2 separate regions of the Mus musculus genome follow, and region 2 is linked to region 1. A link is a loop called in an ENCODE intact Hi-C map of the cell type or tissue named here. Cell type or tissue: heart. All regions are shown on one strand.

Region 1 (2,500 bases):
ATCCACCCATAGCTGACTGTGAGCATCCACTTCTGTGTTTGCTAAGCCCCGGCATAGTCTTACAAGAGACAGCTATATCAGGGTCCTTTCAGCAAAATCTTGCTAGTGTATGCAATGGTGTCAGCGTTTGGAAGCTGATTATGGGGTGGATCCCTGGATATGGTAGTCTCTAGAGAAATGGAATAATTTTATGGTTTGGGGGTCAGTCACTACAACATGAGGAACTATATTGAAAGGTCACAGCATCAGGAAGTTTGAGAACCACTGCTGTAGACTCTGAATTTTCCTATAGACTCCAGCAACAACAAAGACAATACTCCAATAATCAAAAGAACTGCACGTTTCATTTAATCCTGTATTCTCTTTATGATTTTCAAACCCAAGCTTCAGATAGCTTTCTTAGCATGCTCAAGAGCCTACTGCAAATAGTGTAGCCACAAAAAAACAGATCTATTTCCAATTCCAGATGCTCTCAGCTGCACTTTGTGTCCTCTTAAAACAAGTTCATCACTACACTCATGGCCATGAAGGGGGAAGGTTTATTACCCATCAGCACTTTGAGTTGGAACTCAGCACTAGACTCATCAGGAAAAAAAAAAAACAAAACAACGTAGGGAACGTTCAGTGCAATCCTACCGGGTCTTTACCAAATTTTGTATCCTGCCTCTTCTACTTCTCCATGCTTACCTTTATCAACATCGTTTCCCAACCATTCTGTATCATTTGCAACCATTTTAGTTGAATTTTGACTGGCCTAAACAACATTTCTGACACTTAAGAGTTGGCCAACTCTCTAATTTAAAGGAGAAAAATACCAGCAAGCAAGACTTCCCTCAGATCCCCTCCCTCCCAGTGGCTTGAGCTTAACCCTTCTTCTCTCTTGTCACCCTGTTTCACATGCGCCCATAGATAAGCTCGTCCCTTTGCACTCTGGATCCCCACCCTCTTCCTGTCTGTTCTGAGAACTTTCCCTCTCACTTATGTCCGCTGCTTTCACCGCAGACCTCCCTCTTCTCTTGGCTCTTCCCCTTCCTTTTTAAAACAATTTCACATTCCTTATCCTAAAAATAATAATCCTTCTCCAGTCTGCTCCCCTTTCACTTAAGCTGTTTGCTTTCCCGGCTCCCCTTCAAGTCTAAAGGGCTTATCAAAACAGTTTACACTGAATGAATTCACCCCATTATCTCCAACTTGCTCCATGACTCATTTTGGTTTGGCTTCAGCTTCCCACTCCCTTTAAGTTGCTTTCAAATGACCCAACCCTGAGTCCAGCTCTGAAATCACTGAAACCAAGGTATAGATAGCTGCAAGCCCACCCCTTTGTAATGGATGTCCTTCCCGTAGCCTTCTGCTCAACTGCTACTAGCTAGGAATAAAGACTTTACTTGATTAGCCCACCAGTTCGTCATTAGAAGTATTAAGTTATATGGCTCAATGAAACACTGAGTCAAAAACAAAACAAAACAAACAAAACAAAACAAAACAAACAAAAAACAACAAGAAGCAAGAATTGTACTTCTTGATGAAACCCAAATGGCATTTAGAGTGCACATTCTATTTATATTAATTCCCACCTCTGTCACACAGTCAAATGTTTTTCTCTTAAGATCTAGCAAAGTCAAGTTCTGTCAGAGGGTTACAAATAGTAGGAAAGACTAATAGTAACGTATTTTATCCCAAATGTCTTTAGAATTGACAGCTGCCTCCTGCTGCTCTTGGCTTATTCATTTACTTAAGGAATGACACTGCGTTGCCTCCAAGTTTTGTCAGTTATGAATAAGTCTCCAATAGGTATTATTGGGAAGGTTTTTATCTGGACATACATTTCAATTCCTTTGAGTAAACATCAAGACACATAATTGCCAGACACTGTTTCTTTTATACAATACTACCAAATCTCTTTCATAGATGATTTAGGATGTTGCATTTCCCCAAGCAATGAATGGGAATCCCTATTGCTCCAGAGCCCTTCCTATGACCAGGGATATCGATCTTGACATTCAAATATTAAGATTCTACAATCGTTTCCCAAAGCCTAAAGTAGGAAGAACTGACATAAATGGTGACCAAATTAAGACCCCGTGCAAGAAGAATGTGAGGAATGCATGACAAATATGAATCCTCAAGCTGGATGTGGTGGCACACATCTGCAACCCCTGTATGTGGTGGCACACATCTGCAACCCCTGCATGTGGTGGCACACATCTGCAACCCCTGCATGTGGTGGCACACATCTGCAACCCTTGCATTAGAAGGCTGAAGCAAGAGGATGAGTAGACTGAGGATAGTCTGGGCAGTAAAACAAGAAAATAGTATCCTGAAAGAAGGAACATCTTTTGTCTCTAGATTGACTGTGGCTCACAGGTCATCCTGCCAGAGAGATACAGATTGTAAAATGATGAGGATTAGAAATTGACCCTGGCAAAACACAAATGTCGGAGAAGCCTGTTCTTAAGGCCACAGTTCAGCATGTCTGGATAGCTCTGTGAGCTTGATGCAG
Region 2 (2,500 bases), 63 kb after region 1:
TTGATTCACTTTAGCATTATGTTATTTTCATCTTGAGCACTAATTTTCTGGATGTATCTTAGAGCAAACAGACACATAAGTATTAGGAGATCAAACTAAAAGGAAAAACAGTTGGCAGAGGAAATATTTGAAATGTATAACACAACAGAAAGTCCTTCGTAGACTTCCAACTGAAGCTTAGTCTAACATTATGACTGCTTGGCAACAAATGTAAATCAATCAAGTCAGAAAACAAGCAAGCAAACAGACAGACAGAAAGACAGACAGACAGACAAACCCCTGAAAATCCAGGACGCTCCAGCTCCTACTGTTCCATTACCAAGCATAAGTACACACACTGCTCGCCACTATTCTTGATTGGTCTCAGCTCTCCTGGTTGCCAGGTCTCTTCCATGCTCATGCTGTCTCGGTGTGTCAACACCAGTTTTTCTGTTCGGTATTTTGTTTTGTTTTGTCTTGTTTTTCCTGGTGAGCATTTTAGCTCTGCGTGCGAATGTTCACTCTGGGCACTCAGGCACATGAAGGTCTGAATGAACAAACGAAAGCCCTTTCCGGATTCTGACAGTTTGTCCAGCACAAATAGAAGATGAAAGGCCTCTGGATTTCTTTTCTTTTTTTTTTCCCTGCTTCAGAGGAAATGCCTGCCCAGGACTATTCACTGTTTATAAAGTCTCAAGGATTTAGGTTTTGATTTTTCTTTCCTAAAGCTGAATGTTGTTTGAAAGAAAAATGTGAGAAGAAAGGCATAGATCTGTGTCTTTGGGCTGTGCTGCTGGGGTAAGGTACAATCTTCAGTTGGGTTCCACTCTTTCTACGCTGCTTCTGGAAAATATTTGATTCATGTTTTGCCTCATCAGTCTGTGCCAGGGGCATTGCTTACCGTGCCTTCTTTCCAATCTCTCGCTAAAACAAAGAGATATATTAAACTGACAAATGTCTGTGGATACATTTTTTAGTTTATGTGCTTTGATACAGAACAGCCCTACTTCTTGTCTTCACACCCTGCCTAACCACAGGAATGCTCACTGATCAGATTCTTCTTGGCTTAGCAAATATTTATCAAGGTCATTCTTTGGGTGAAGTAAGAGCAATCTTGCATAGCATGTGGATACCTGAACTTCTGAAGTTGAATGGGCACTCACTGTGCTTAGAAAGCAACGGCATGAAATACCAGTACTACAATCAACTTTCTCATCATATAGACAACATTTTGGGGGAAATAGATGGCCAATGGAGTGGCTATAGGCAATTTAATCAGAAATGAGAGAAAAGGTTCAAACTACTTAAGTGTAGAAACACCAAGGCTCTGTGGTTGCAAGGACGATTTTGATTGTTCATCTTAGGAAAATGGAAGCATGCAGGATGGAGAGTGGGTTTAGATGAGAAAGCCATGAGTTCAGCTTGGAATACTTTGACCTTAAATCCTTCCAAGAATCTGGACCTTGGTAGAAATGTTAGCTAATTGGTTATGGAGGGGGTTGGGGATATGGACTGGGAAATAGATTTGGGGGTCATTAGCACTTAGGTTAAAGTACAAAAGTCTTACAGGAGTAACAAAGTGGGATTTTGTGCATTTTGCACATGTCCATGGATTCTAATTTATGTTCTCAGTGAGAAGACTCTCAAGAATATATTTTTCCCCTTATGCAAATGAATGAGGACCTTGCAATCACATTGAAAAAAATCTTTATTCTAAAATTCTCATATTTTTCAATTTCCCAGTGGACCAGGTATTTTAAAGTTCAAAGTCATATACTTGTTTGATAAGACTTCTTTGTTTCTCCCTTTTTTTTACAATCCAAGAAAATGAACTTTGCCAAGATACTTAGTCGGCAATAAGCAAAGTCAAAGTCACACAACCAAGGTCAGGATTAGAAAGAAGTCGTTGAAAAGCACTCTACTTCATTTGACTGAAGATGGTAACGCTGTTTCTTTGTAGATTTTATTTTCACATTAACTCATAAAAATTCATGTTTTCGTGGGTCTTGAAACACCCTAGTACAAATATTGATAAAATGCTAATTAAATTGCCAACACATTTTTACAAGGATTTCTAAATTGCAAAGGAAAGGAAGGGGTATTTTTTTTTATAAATAAAGTCTATACAACTTCTTCACCTTACTCTAACGATATGAAAAGGATGGGCACTCTAACTAATCAATGTTATGATGATTATAGCGTTACGTGAGCAGAAACAGTTTGAAAGGGAAAGGGGATCTATGTTTAAATTCTCTTATTAGTTTATCTTAGAAACAATAAATAAATTTGAAAATAATTTCTATTAGTAGTGACAGTCACTGAAATTATACACTACAGACAATTTTTTCTTTACGAATATTTGCATGTTTTTTAGACTCAAAAATTAACTTCAAATTTTTAGAGATTAAAAAGTAGTTCCTTCCTTCCTTCCTTCCTTCCTTCCTTCCTTCCTTCCTTCCTTCCTTCCTTCCTTTTCTCCCTTCCTTCCTGTCTTTCCCACTCTCAGGATGATATAAGGAAC

The links. A loop is a pair of places that touch in the nucleus more often than their neighbours do. Peaks named below come from ENCODE experiments on the same cell type or tissue, not always from the same donor. Only the 100,000 strongest peaks of a DNase experiment are listed, where the experiment ranks them.
Region 2: a loop joins it to region 1, with 2.6 times the contacts of the local background. A loop is called at or near these places in 10 of 42 quality-filtered maps.

What each region holds. Positions count from the first base shown.
Region 1 is chr3:79,993,236-79,995,735 of GRCm38, forward strand. No RefSeq gene overlaps it. Among named protein-coding and RNA genes, the nearest start is that of Gm36569, 110 kb to the left of the region's middle. In heart, no CTCF peak of the experiment used is centred here; a DNase peak (open chromatin) is centred at 1,086; H3K27ac peaks cover 2,419 bases.
Region 2 is chr3:80,056,113-80,058,612 of GRCm38, forward strand. No RefSeq gene overlaps it. Among named protein-coding and RNA genes, the nearest start is that of Gm36569, 170 kb to the left of the region's middle. In heart, no CTCF peak of the experiment used is centred here; no DNase peak of the experiment used is centred here; H3K27ac peaks cover 1,560 bases.